3 separate regions of the Homo sapiens genome follow, and regions 2 and 3 are each linked to region 1. Evidence: chromatin contacts called from ENCODE Hi-C or POLR2A ChIA-PET data. All regions are on one chromosome and are shown on one strand. The core of a region is the stretch at or near the end of the contact, and the rest is flanking DNA. Distances in the headings are between cores, read along the strand shown.

Region 1 (4,771 bases), core at 1,585-4,084:
TCAAGCGATTCTCCTGCCTCAGCCTCCCGAGTAGCTGGCACTACAGGCGCCCGCCACCACACCCAGGTAATTTTTGTATTTTTAGTAGAGATGGGGGTTTCACCATGTTGGCCAGGATGGTCTTGATCTCTTGACCTTGTGATCCGCCCACCTTGGCCTCCCAAAGTGCTGGGATTACAGGCATAAGCCACCGTGCCTGGCCAAGATCAACTTTTTTTAGCTTCCACATATGAGAGAGGACTCGTCATGTGTAACTTTCTGTTCCTGGCTTATTTCATTTAACATAATGCCCTCCAAGTCCATCCACGTTGCTGCAAATGACAGAATTTCATTCTTTTTTATGGCTGAATAGTATTCCCATCGTGTATTAATATATACACCACATTTTCTTTATCCATTCTTCTGTTTTATTGTTGTTGTTGTGTTTGAGTCAGGGTCTCACTCCATCACCCACGCTGGAGTGCAGTGGTATAGTCATGACACACCGCAGCCTCCACTGCCTGGGCTCAGGTGATTCTCCCACCCCAAGTCCCAATGAGCTGGGACCACAGGCATGCGCCACCAAGCCCTGCCAATTTTTTACTTATTTGTAGAAACAAGGTCTTGCTATGTTGCCCAAGCTGGTCTCAAACTCCTGATTTCAAGTGATCCTCCTGCCTCAGCCTCCCAAAGTGTTGGGATTACAGGTGTGAGTCACTGTGTCCGGCCTTGTTTATTTTTTGAGACAGGGTCTGGTTCTGTTGCCCAGGAATGAGTGCAGTGGCCCAAACAAGGCTCACTGCAGCCTCAACCTCCTGGGTTCAAGTGATCCTCCCATCTCAGCCTCCTGAGCAGCTAGAACCACAAGCTTGCACTAACACATAGCCAGCTAATTTTTCTGTATATGTGTATGTGTATACACACACACACATTTTTTTTTCTTTTTTTTGGTAGAGACAAGGTTTTGCCATGTTGTCCACGCTGGTTTCATGAGCTCAGGCAATCCTCCCGCCTCAGCCTCCCAAAGTGTTGGAATTACAGGCATAAGCCACTGCGCCCAGTACCATTCATCTGTTGTTGGACACCTACGTTGATTCTGTATCTTAACTACTGTGAACAGTGCTGAAACCTTTACTTGAAAAAAGATGAGACCTTTGCTTCTAAAGAGGTGAATTGGGTATCTGGTTGACTTTTTACTATATATAAAGGTTCATGTATTTACTGGGAGGCAATACATGAACCTTTGTACCAGGTTCATGTATTGCCTCCCAGCCTACCCAAAAAAATACCCTTACACAATCTGATTACAAGCCTAAGGAAAACACCAGTGTTTAAAGCAAACTAACAGGACATTTTCTGATCAATCTGCATGCTATAGTTACAGTGGCCTGGACAGCACATCTATTTTCATGCACTGCCAGGAATACTATGTCTTAAACTACGATATGAAGATACACACATTCATATATACAGTTAAACCATGAAATGAATACTGGACAACTGGACCACATGGAGAACAGCTTTTTTGTCACTCGTCTTCCAGTACCACTCTCTCATATACTTAAGTATAATAAAGGTCAGAATCTGATGCTTAACATTGGAAATGAACGCAAACTGCCGCCCTCATTATCATAAACAGTATTTATCTTGGAACTGAAGCCTCAATTTGATCATTAAAGCAACTGTATTTTTCTCAAAAGTAAGTGTTATTTGCAAGACAACATTTTATAAGAGTAATACAAACAGATCTCAAGTATGATGGCGTTATTCTGCTTGAAACTACTTTTTGAGGTTATTTCCTAAAGCAGGAGTAATTTTATGATTTTGTTTGTCTCATCCAACATTTGTCTAAAGGGATTTGGATTTGGTAAGGTTGTTGGTGTTTTTAAAAATTCTTCATTGAATCTTTTTTTAAAAAAATTATTTCCTTGTTTCCAGTAGGGTCGGATCTTCATTTAATCTAAATGTCCTGGGGCTCAACTAGATTTGTGTTTTCTCTCCCCACCTCGTATTTTGTACACCTGAATTCATTTTAAACACACTAACTTTAATTTTCAAGAATATTACAATGTTATTAGTAAAAGGAAACTAAGTCGTACAAGTATGGTATCCGTGTCCCGACCTCCATCTCCACCCCCACCTACCAAAAAATGAACCAACCAGGAAAATCGAAAGCTGACTATGCTTCAAGGTTACAGGACCTGTAAGTTACAGCAGAGTGAAAAAATCCAAGTCCCTTATGCTGGCTGTATTTAGTTTTGTAAACACTAAATGGCGAGGGCAAAGCACTCTTTCAGAAATTGGGAAAACGCATCTGACCATCTGGCAGGTAGAAGGAACCGGAGAAGGGGGCTCACCGCCAAACACAAACTCCCATACAGCCAGCAGCCGGCAACCCTTCTGCGCAAAGTTAAAACTTTCCAACAGCAGTAGCAACAAGCCATAGGGGAGGAGACCGGAAGAGCCCAAAGGCACCAATGGCCAAATTGCTTCCAAAGTCGCTTCGCCGATGATTCACCGCCTCTCACGAGGCAAACGAGCCACGAACACAGCCTTGGGCCCAAGGTGATGCGCGCCGCTCTTGAGTCCCTCAGATGCCAAACGCAAAAAAAAGCCTTCTCCTCTAAAGACACGGAAATGCACCGAGTCCGGCTCTGCCTCACCCCCAAATCCTTCCGGTCCCCCAACTCGGCAGCCAAAATCGAAAACTACTCTCGTCTCAGCGCCCCCGCTGTTGATTACCTGCCATTCCGCACGGGCGCCTGCGCCCCGGCCGCTGTCGCCGACTTCGGACGGCATCCCGAGACTACCCTTCTCAAGGCCGTATGACCAGTCCGAGCTGCCATGATAGACTCTCCGAAGCCGGTCGTCACCTCCCGGACCAGCCCTGCAGCACCGCCCTCCTCTGGTCGGGCCCGGAGCCCGGCTCCGGTCTCTTCCAGCCAATGGACTGGCCGCCTGCGCAGCCTGACACGCCCCTTCTTCCCTTCCGGGTTGCACGTCGCTGACACACGCTGACCGTAAACGTTCCCGTCAGCCTGTCGGCCAATCGGAGCTGCGGGCCCGCCAGGACACACCTCTCTCTCCTGACCGACCAATCGCTTTTCCCGTGCGCTCGCGCAATTTGCGTAATACTCAGTGACTGCTCAGTCCACGCCCCGCGCAGGAGCTGTTCCTGGATTAACCAACTGCCTGGTTCTCCTGGGGTCCGCTTCCGGGAGGCTAGTCAGTGAGCCCCACCCCCCCGGGGGCTGCGGGAAGCCCCAGGGCTTGAGTGTTAATTCTGTAACTGTCCGAACCCGTGAGTGCGGAGCCAGACAGGCCACCACTCCTGGCTGCGAAGCCTGGCTGTCAGCGTCCTGCTTGTTAATGATTGTCTAATACAATGCCTGCCTTGCCTATCTCACGGGGTAATTGTGAGGGCAACATAAGGTCCTGTCATTAGGAAAGACTCAGTTATCCAGCAGCAGTTCCGTCTGCCTTCTTCCTGCGTGTCCCACATTTTAATTGGTGTTCTCGTATGATTTGGGTTTCCCTTATTCCATACTAATCAGACGACTTCGCTTTGATTTACTTGTTTTGGTGATCAGTCATCAAGTCCAGACTTCTTGTTCCCTCAGTTTGTTTTCAGGTCTTTACTTAAGGTTTGTGCACCAATAGTTTTCCTGCAAACTGTAAAGTGAGGATGACAATACTACCTATTTAATATAGTTTGGGTGTAAATGAGATTGTTGATTAAATGTAGTCAGATATTTGTGTGGCACCTACTAGATGCTGGAGAAGTGAGCAAAAGTCTTCACTGTCACAGAGCTTATATCCTAGTGGGGGAAAGAAACCAATTAGTATATAGTGCAATGGCAGCTTGTTATATGTCCCATAGACTAAACAGTACAGCAGGGTAAGGAGATGAAGAGGGAGGAATATGGTAGGGTGCTGTTTTATATAGGGTGGTTAGGAGGGGCTCTAAGAGGATGACACTGAACAAAGGCCTAAAATGAAGTGAGGAAGTGAACTCTGATTACTTGGGAGAAAATGGGCCGGGCGCGGTGGCTCACGCCTGTAATCCCAGCACTTTGGGAGGCCGAGGCGGGCGGATCACGAGGTCAGGAGATCGAGACCATCCTGGCTAACACGGTGAAACCCCGTCTCTACTAAAAATACAAAAAATTAGCCGGGCGAGGTGGCGGGCGCCTGTAGTCCCAGCTACTCAGGAGGCTGAGGCAGGAGAATGGCGTGAACCCCAGGGGGCGGAGCCTGCAGTGAGCCGAGATTGCGCCACTGCACTCCAGCCTGGGCGACAGCGAGACTCCGTCTCAAAAAAAAAAAAAAAAAAAAAAAAAGAAAAAAGAAAAAGAAAATGACTTTCAGGTGTATGGAACAGCAAGTGCAGAGGCCCCAGGCAGGAACAATCTTGGCATGCTTTAGGAAGAGCAAGGAGTTTGGAGCACAGTGAGAGGAGGAAAGTGGTAGGAAATAAGGTCAGCGAGGTAGGCAGAGCTTAGTGCCACGGAAGCCATAGTATGCTACCAATTTTTTATTGTATTCTAAGCGTGAAGGAAAGCCATTAGAGTTTGAGTGCAGAACAGTTACTTGATCTGATTTACATTTAAAGCAATATTCCAGCTGTTGTGCCTATGATTATTTTCTCCTCTTGCTTGGTTTATTGCAGTCACCCCTTACTAGATACATTGAAATCATCAGCTACAAGGTTTGTCAAACATTTTGCAGTACAACACATGATGTACTTGTAGATTGAGGTGGTTCTGTAGCTGCATGGACAATTCTGTATCAA
Region 2 (4,771 bases), core at 1,235-3,734, 220 kb before region 1:
TATTTATCCTTGAGGACAACTCAGACATCATCCTCCAGGCTGAGTTAGAGGCCCCATCTTGAGTTTCTATAGCATCTTTTGCATACTTTTATTTCAGCATCTACCAAATTACATTGAAATTATCTGCAGATAAGTTTGTATTCCCCATTACACTATAAGTTTCTTTAGGGCAGAGGGCATGTTTAATTATCTTTTGTACCAGCACCTAGTTCAGTGGCTGGAATATAGCATGCATTTAATAAATATAATGGGTACTTAAATAATCTTCCAGGCACTTCAGTAGATGCTAGTGACCTTCAAAGATTCCATTTCTGCCATACAGGACCTCACAGCCCACCATACCAAAGAGGATACGGAAAATGACAGGCATGAAAGTACTGTGAACAGTCAGATGAGTCACACTGGGTCAGAGTTGGCTGTCTTTTTAGTCAAATTGCTTACCACCGACAGTGCTCATCCTGGAGCATGAAAGACTGTGGAATTTTTCTCTAAGACTTTTCTGAGAAATAAAACATTTAAAGGCAAGGAGGCAGTAGGAAAAGAAAAAAGGTAATAGTGATCTATAAAATAAAGGATCCATCCCCCTTTTGAGAGTTTTCATGCTCAGGCTTCAATGTGATTGAAAAAATTTTTCAGGCTTGTATTCTCTAGAATCTCAACTGTGATAAGGGTTTATTTTGTAAATAATGGAAGCAGTGGCAGAATCACTTCCTTCCTATTCCTACTCCCAACCTGTTTTATAACGTACACGCATCAACAAATGTATTTTGTGCTATTAGCCAGGCCTAGTGTTAACATATGAGATAAGATTATCTCATTCAGCCTTCATAACAAGCCTATGTAGTAAGTACCATTTACAGGGGAGGAAGTTGAAACTTGAAGAGGTCAAGTAACTTGCCCAAGATTACATCTCTAGTAGGCCTAAGAAGCAGGATTTGAACCCAGGCAGCCTGATTCCAGGGCTCACAGTTTTGATGAGCGCACCATACTTCCTGACCTGTAAAGGGTAAAATACAATAAACGTTCATTACAATTGGTCCATTATAAATTATTCTTGACCTCCGGTAAATGGCAGTTTATAAGACTGAATGGCCCTGGTGCAGTGACTCACACCTGTAATCCCAGTACTTTGGGAAGCCGATCCAGAAGGATCACTTTAGCTGAGGATTTCAAAACCAGCCTGGGTGACATAGTGAGACCCTATCTCCACAAAAAAATACAAAAATGAGCCAGATGTGGTTGCATGTGATTCTGCCACTGCTTCCATTATTTACAAAATAAACCCTTATCACAGTTGAGATTCTAGAGAATACAAGCCTGAAAAATTTTTTCAATCACATTGAAGCCTGTGGTCTCAGCTACTTGGGAAGCTGAGGTGGGAAGATGGCTTGAGCCCGGGAGGTCGAGGCTGAAGTGAACCATGATTTTGCCACTGCACTCTAGCCTAGGTGACAGGCAAGACCACATCTCAAAAAAAAAAAAATTAAATGAATCAAGTTGTCAGTTTTGTTTTATTTTTTAATTAAGGATACTTTGAGACCTATAGAAGTATTAGTTGCTATCATAAGCCTTCTAATAGTAGAGTGTTTTAAACTATTTAAGGATGTTGGGGAAACTAATTACACACATAACTGTCTCTCCTTTGCAATTAAGTAAAGTCTTTTTTATAAAAATATTTTAATATAAATTTTTTATACTTTGCTGTTTTAATTAGCATATGATTTTTTCCAACAGAAAGAAACTTCATATGGAAAGAAATCCTCAAAAGTACTAACTAAAGACTTAAAGGGCTGTTTTTTTAAACTTTACTTTCCTCCTTTTAGACTCCAGAAATAGTTTCCTCATAAAGCTGACTTCCTTTCTGGAAATGATTTTTGTTTCTAAATATGTTGAGAATCCACTCTTTTCATTTTTCTCTTTCTTTCTTTCTCTCTCTCTCTTTCACTCTCTCTCTCTCTTTTTCCCTCTCTCTCTCTGTCTCTCTCTCCACCCCCCTACTGCCTCTCTCTCTCTCTCTCCTTTTTCTTTCTTGGTAGTAGTTGAGAGGAAGGAGGGTAGGCGCAGGACAGAGAGGAGAGGGAAAACAGAAAAAGAATTGTGTGCCACTATGTCTGAATATATCTTCTACTTGTAGATAATTACATCCAAGTTGCCCTTTTGCCTTTTTATTTCCGTTTTTGGACACCTCTTTTTATCATCCAGCCAACTGGAATAGACAAAGCACCGCTGGTGCCCTGAGCGACAGAACTCTGGTAGGGGGCTGGCTGTAAATTGACGTGGCATGGAAATTCTCCGCTAAGTTGTAGCAGCTTGCATGTTTCTCTAAGATCAAGCCCAGCCTCCTGGAGCTGTAGCTTAATCATGGGTTCAATGACTTTACAGAAAAATGGATAGAAAAATTCTTCAACTCCTTTCTTTGGACCCAGATGGTTTTTTTTGGGTTTTTTTTTTTTTTTTGGTTTTTGCTTTTTTTTTTTTTTTTGGTTATCTATAGTTTAGCTGAAAACAAAATCAAAGCAGTTAAGTCTGTAACTTTCTTTTTGCAGCTTAAACAACAGAATTTGCTGCTCTCCCTCCCCTTTCCTGCAATTTAATTCCTTACAGATTTTGCCATGGGGTGCGGACTTAGAAAGCTAGAAGACCCTGATGATAGCAGCCCTGGAAAAATATTTTCTACCCTGAAGAGACCGCAAGTGGAAACAAAGACAGAATTTGCTTACGAATATGTATTGCTGGATTTTACTCTACAAGGTACTTTTTGCTTCTATTTTGTTTGTTAAATGTTTCAGAGATGAGACTACTAGTCATTTTTAAGTGTTGACTTAATAAATTTTTAAACTGTTCTTCATAATGAGATTGTATATTCAAACAATAATGCTTCGCTTCTTAATTATACTTTGTAAGATTTTTGTTTTGTTGATTGCTTCGTATTTTGGTAACATGGCTCATATGTACCTTCTAAAATTAGGGAAATTGCTTGGAAATACTTCTTTCATTTTTAAATCAAATACTTATTTATAGAAGGATTTATGAAAAATGCTTGATTTCCAGGACAAATAGCTATATAGCCTTAGTGACAGTTTGTATTTTGAAAAAGATTTGAAAATCACAATAAGGTATTATGTAGTAAATATTACTTGCATCATATCGTGGAAGAGTGTTTGCTAAGACAATTCTGAGGCTTCCAATTGTGTTAGACTCTGTGATTATGGTAGTCATTTGATATTTTTGACCAAACTAAACTATAAGTTTTGAAAATGTAGTTAAAAAAAAAAAAAAGATAGCCTTCTGTAAGACACTTCCTTTGCTCAGTGCCCTGTCCCTAACAGAGAAACTCTCTGTTCCAGAAAGTTGGAAACACAAATAAACAAGCCCAGATGGCAGCTCTGTGGAAGGAATCGAGGTGGCTCGATTTCACAAATACTTTGCCTCATTTCTTTTGGAAACTTTAGAGTACTGTACAACTGCACAGACAAAGCAGCTTTTTAAAAAAGCTATATCTTTAATTATGAAGTAGTAAAAATGAAATTTAGAGTGCTTTGCTTGCTGTTAAAGTTATCAGATATTAGTAAAATTCTTATTATAGTTATATTTTTAATTCTAATGAGCCACACATTTTATCAATTCACAAAAAGTTTATACTAAATTATCATGTTGAATATTATCTTAATTTTTTTCCAAATTTTTTGTTTACACACATTCTTTTCTTTTTTTTTTTTTTTTTTTTTTTTGCTTTGCTCTAGAAACAGTGCATCTTTGTGCAAGAAGCAAGAGCAGCCCATTTTTCTTTGTCAAAAATTAAGCTGGCCAGCAAACAAACTCCCTTCCAGGGACATACACAAAATCTGTACATAGACTTTTAACATGTTCATATCCTATTTTTGTTTAAAGCTAAGGCTACCAAAAGAAAAAAATTAATATTCTTAATTTCTTAATTTTCTTTTAAATTATGAATGTTAAAAATGGATTAAGATAATAGCAATTATCAGAGAAGTAACCAAACAACCGTTTGAATTTTTTCTATACTTTTTCAAAAACCTTCATTTGAGAAAATATTTGTAATGTGGTGCTATGTTCACACCATTGATTTTCCTCATCAATTTTTTTTTAGGACTCGTTTCTGTACATCCATAGGAGACAGACACATACTCTCCTTAACCTTGAAACACTGTGTATTCATGAATTTAGGTCAGAACCATTTTGATCTGTACTTTAGGATTCTCTGCACAACCCATTGTAGGATCATAGGGTTTAAAGTAACTTGAAAAGTTTTTCTGATTCATTTCCTTCCAACAATGTTAACATCTCAAACAAATTTGTATAAATGCAGTCATCCTTGAATCAGAAAGATCTGCAGCTTTATTCAAAAGTCACTTGGGTTTTGTTATTCTCAGAAGCCCTTCTCTCTGTGAAAGGAGTATAATTTCTACCTTCCACTCTAGGTGCTTAGAAGAGATAACAGAGTATTACACTGTAAAAGTTTAAGTATGGGCAGAGTGTGCAAATGTTAACACATAAAGCAGGCACATACTTTAAAGCTGCACCTGGATCCTATTTGGTACAGGCGCCTAGTCTCCTGGTGCCCCATTGCGCTCCAATTTTTCCCCATGTTTTTGTTTTAGTTTTTTCTTTGTTTCTGTCTTCCCCATTGCCTTTGCTTCAGAAGCCAGGACTCAGCATCAGCCCAACTCCGCAAACTACCTTCCAGGTCATAGTTTCCCTGCTGCTCTTCTGTTGTCTCTGACCTCCGGCTGCCACTCCAGTGTATATA
Region 3 (4,771 bases), core at 878-3,377, 200 kb after region 1:
AAATTTCTGGAGATGAATGATGGTAATGGTTGTATAATAATGTGAATGTACTTAATCCCAGTGAACTGTACACTTAAAGATGGTTAAAATGGTAAATTAAAAAATTTTTACTTTTTGTGGGTACATAGTAGGTGTATATATTTGTGGGGTACATGAAATGTTTTGATACATGCATGCAATGTGAAATAAGTACATCATGGAGAATGGGGCATCCATCCCCTCAAGCATTTATCCTTTGTGTTACAAATAATCCAATTATACTCTTTTAGTTATAAAATGGTAAATTTTATGTATACTTTACACAATAAAAAATTTGTCCAAAAATATTGAATTGTTTTAAGATACTAAATAAAAGAAAAAGGAACTGAAGAAAGTCATGATTGTTTTTTTCCCCGAAGTTTTATAATAATCACTAAAAAGCTGACTGTTACTGCCTGTTGATTCTTTTAATCAAGTAAAAAAAAAAAAAACTTCTGTGTTTCTGTGTGCTTTTAATTTGTTTTTTAAAGAATACCTCTTAAAAACTACTGTCATACCAAACTGAACTGGTAAATATTTAGCTTTCCCAGGTGGGTCTACATGGTACTCACATTTGTCCAACTGACTTCCTTTGCAAAATGATCTGAAAGAGAGCTAATCACCTTTACTATAAAGAAATCCTACACAGTGATAGCTGCCACCTCCAAGAGAGTCCTGGAATCTGCTTAAGCTCAGGCACCTGAAATTTTAAACACTAAACCTGTGCAAGGAGAGTGCTTTCTTCTTGGGGATTGGATTGGTGTTTTCACCTATTCTTCCATTTTTTTTTTGAAGATGAGCTGCTTGTAGAGGTTTGGAGACATCAACTGACTTCTCTCTTTTCTGTACCTCCTGAGGCACCCAAAGCATGAATACAGTTTTTTTCTTCTTCCTCTCTCTTTATAGACTTGGTCTTTGATCTGTGATCTATGAGAAGGCTGAAGCCCCCTTACAGGACAGTTTACAATTTACTGGGAGTACATGGAAGTCCTGGACTAGGGTGATGTGGCTGCCTCCCATTGCACAGGAGCGATTAGCTTAGGATACGAGCCTCTTGACTTGTTTATACACAGGGCCTTACATCCTCCCCTTTTGTATGCCATTTTCTGAAACACCAAGGCCTTTGTTTTAAATCTATTCTAAGGGGGATTAATGTATTTGTATATACATGAAGCCTTCTTGGGAAAGAATCTTAGAAGTGTATTTTTTAAAAATTCAAGCCTGAAAAGTAGATGTTTAACTTCAGGTTCATGACATATTTTTTTTCCTGTTCATCTGTCTCAATTTGATTTATTTCCTGGTGTAAAGACAAATGCACTTTGGTTTTGTTACTTTGATGTAGATAACTTGTGTTCAAGTTGTCTTTTGGCTCTGTGTGCTTACATTTACTTTTTATAAAGCCGTTGGTATATGGAGAACATCTAAATTTTGGAGCATTAAAGTTGAAAGGCCTTTCAAAGACACATAGTCAGAAACACATCATAGAACAGCAGGAATCTTTTGTACTCATGCTCCTGACAGTTAGGGATCTAGTTTTAACTGTTGTCAAGTTTAGACACCTAGTGATTTAGAAATGAGCCTGGTCCACTGTTGGACAGTCACTAGAAACTAGTTCATTATCTGAAATCTTTCCCTTTTTAATTGCTTAGGTCTTAGTGTTCTGCCATCTAGAGCATTAAATGAAAATGGTTTGAATCCAATGATACTATAAGCTTTGAAAAGAGGCTCAAATTACAGATCAATCACACATTTTCTCACAAACCACATATACAAAAGACAGCCCCTGTTAAGAAAGTATAAATTCAGAGTATCTTAAGAATCCCCTCCAAACAATTTTCTAAAGTTAGACCAGATAGATTAAGATTCCTTATTTTTAAACTGCACCCAGGCATTACGCTTTTCAAAGGCTCCTGCAATGTACAGCACAGATGCGTGATTAAACATTTCTTTATTTGGTGAACGTCTTACATGAAGCGCAGGGTCCTTCCTGCTCTGGCTTTCATTATCTGACTCCAGGAGCGTCGTTGCCTTTGTCAGGGCTCCAGCCCTACTGGCTCTGGCTGGCTTGTCCTGGCCGCTGTGTAGCTGCCTTCGATGGGGCAGCCTGGCTGGGGAAACCCAGGGGGCCGCCTCTTACCACACTGTCAGTGGCAACAGCAAAGCATGTAACAGCCTAGAAAAAAGGAAGTTCACAGGCAGGCCTGTAGTTCTTCTTTTGTTTTGGGGCCATAACTTACAATTTACAGATTCTCAATTCCAAAACTATGATGTTTAATGCAAGTCATGTTAGGTTTATTCCTTCTTGCTAGAAAAGAAGGGATACCTAGCTTATATCCAAATAGGAGCTTGCACGGTTGTTAATTTGGTTTTTCTTTCAGAGTTGGGGTGTGCCCACAGCAAGTGATTTATCTCTTGGTGAATAAGGCCCCAGGCTGCTCTATTGTGCCTGCCTTTTTTTGTCACTTAGCTTGTGTTTCTCACATGAGTGTTCTGTGTATGCTGAGGTGACTACTCAGGAAGCTGAGCTTCCAAATGATGGGAGCCCAGCCCCAGGAAGCGTAACCCCATAGACAGGGCTCTGTGAGGAACAGGCAGCATTCCCATCCTACCTCTGGTGTCTGCTTCTCTCTGAGTGTCTTCTTCATTCCTTCCTTTTCTAAAGACCGCCTTTCCAACTTCTTGGACCATAGTTGTGGAACATATGGCTACAGGTTCAGCCAAAGAGAGACTGACCCTCACTCTTCATCTCCTTCTCACATTCTCTGGACAGGGAATCTCCTTGGCTGCCCTGAGCTGAATACTTCTCTGGTTCAGTTAACTATTGCCTTGGGCCTCAGGGCAGCACCTTGGACAAATAACTCTTAGGAACTTGATTTGTAGATGTGTTTCACGGATGGAAGGAGAGCATTTTGGAAAAGGCAGTTAATCTGATAGGTGTGCACCCCTCTGGGGACATGATGAAGTGCCACAGTACAACTAGTACATACGCCTAGAGTATCAATTTCCCCTTTAGTTTTAGAAGAAACATGATTTTGATGTTAAAGCAAATATATATATATGTGTGTGTGTGTGTATGTATGTGTGTCTATACACACATATACACACACAGTAAGGTGGAACATACTCCTACAGTATCAATTTCCCCCCTACTTTTAGAGGAAACATGATTTTAATATTAAAGCAAATATATATATGTGTGTGTGTGTGTGTGTGTGTGTGTGTGTGTATGCATGTATGTGTGTCTATACACATATACACACACACTAAGGTAGAACATTTGCAAGAATTTTAAAGATAACCATAAGGGAGAATAATTAATTTTGTATTTAAGAGATGCTCCTCCGCTGTTAGGACACTTTGGTAGGATAGTTCAGAAAGTACTGACATTTCTGGCCAATTACAGGCTGGAGTTGGAAGTTTTTTTTGTTGTTGTTGTTTTTTAAGATGGAGCCTTGCTCTATTGCTCAGGCTGGAGTGTAGTGGCGCTTTCTCAGCTCACTGCAGCCTCCGCCTCCCAGGTTCTCCTGCCTCAGCCTCCCGAGCAGCTGGGATTACAGGCACCCACCGCCACGCCCGGCTAATTTTTGTATTTTTAGTAGAGATAGGGTTTCGCCATGTTGGTCGGGCTGGTCTCAAACTCCTGACCTCAGGTGATCTGCCCGCCTTGGCCTCCCAAAGTGCTGGGATTATAGGCGTGAGCCACCGTGCCTCGTCTTGGAGTTGGAAGTTTAGCATGATACCATGTTGAGTTATTGAGTATTTTTCTTGTTTTAGTTACGTGAGGCCAGAAGATTCACTGCTTGTGTATTACAGAATTGTGTACAGAATACTCCCATTGTGGGTGGCTGGGCTAAGAAACGTTAGTGTAATCTTTCAAGAACCCTGTGCGGATTATGAGTGTGTTTCTGGAATAAGGCAGAATAATGAGATTTAGCCAGTGTTGGAGGCATCAGTGGGCTTGTAAATAGTTAACTCTTTCACTTGCAGCCCACATAGAGTCGCCTGTCTGTATCTCCTCATAGCCCACTTCACATAGTATGACTTTGTTTTTCTGGGCCACAGAAAGAAGACAAAACTAACTGCAGAGCTTTCTCTTTACCTAGGTGAGATTCCAGCAGAAGTACTTTTCTGTGATTTAAACACCTACATGGGAATATCTTGGAGAGTTAGGAAAGAATTGACATATGGAGATGTCTACATTAATATCTTTCTGGTCTCAAGTTCTTACAGGTTTCTTTTTATATGTATATTCTACATATATATGCAATAAATATATATAGCATAATTCATATTAGTAGAATAATGCAGAAATCAACATTATTGAAGACATTATTAAACCACCTACTATTTTTATTGACGTATGTGGAATATGTACGTGTGTGTGTAGATAATATATAGCAGTAGGATAATGTGGACATTGACATTATTGAATACATTAATAAACTATCCACTATGTTTATTGATATCCTAGAATAAGATTCTAATAATCTTAATGACTGAGATAATGTCAGTCTCCTAACTGACAGTGAGAAGAATTCAAAAGCCATCAGTAGATAAATTGGGAATGCCACCAGGTTTTTTAATGACCCCCTTTTAATTTTCCCTGAAGTATAAAAATCATTTCCTCAAGACGTTAAAGAAAAGCTTGAAAAAATAAAATTACTCATGGTTGTACCATCGTTATACAGGAGCTGTTTTTTTGACTTTTATTTTTCTGAATAAACAAACAAAACCACTATCACAGCAACAAAAT

What was found. A loop is a pair of places that touch in the nucleus more often than their neighbours do. ChIA-PET counts read pairs that join two places held with the same protein, here RNA polymerase II (POLR2A). Pooled maps may share reads with other maps.
Region 2: a loop to region 1 is called in a map of ascending aorta, with 1.9 times the contacts of the local background. The contact joins the promoter of RFTN2 here to the promoter of COQ10B in region 1. A Hi-C loop is called at or near these places in 1 of 168 maps with a recorded cell type or tissue (ascending aorta) and 3 of 50 pooled maps. POLR2A ChIA-PET finds 5 or more read pairs at or near these places in 2 of 52 experiments (PC-3 and WTC11).
Region 3: a pooled map shows a loop between it and region 1 (3-fold over the local background). The contact joins the enhancer-like site here to the promoter of COQ10B in region 1. A Hi-C loop is called at or near these places in 6 of 50 pooled maps. POLR2A ChIA-PET finds 5 or more read pairs at or near these places in 4 of 52 experiments (AG04450, CD8-positive, alpha-beta memory T cell, MCF 10A and 1 more).

What each region holds. Positions count from the first base shown.
Region 1 is chr2:197,451,615-197,456,385 of GRCh38, reverse strand. COQ10B (coenzyme Q10B) reads right to left here and starts at 2,834. Exons shown (of 5, transcript NM_025147.5): 1 at 2,722-2,834. The coding sequence starts at 2,825. RefSeq lists enhancers at 2,312-2,361, 2,562-2,611, 2,632-3,111, 2,556-3,172, 3,232-3,301 and 1 more.
Region 2 is chr2:197,673,300-197,678,070 of GRCh38, reverse strand. RFTN2 (raftlin family member 2) reads left to right here and starts at 2,484. Exons shown (of 9, transcript NM_144629.3): 1 at 2,484-2,751. The coding sequence starts at 2,613.
Region 3 is chr2:197,253,072-197,257,842 of GRCh38, reverse strand. All of the region lies in intron 1 of ANKRD44 (ankyrin repeat domain 44), which reads left to right. The region is part of intron 5 of ANKRD44-IT1 (ANKRD44 intronic transcript 1); the gene reads left to right. Among named protein-coding and RNA genes, the nearest start is that of ANKRD44-IT1, 47 kb to the left of the region's middle. RefSeq lists enhancers at 832-1,131, 1,248-1,904. Within about 2 kb of position 2,127, at least 25 of the 41 ENCODE cell types and tissues checked have a DNase peak (open chromatin) inside an H3K27ac peak, as active enhancers do.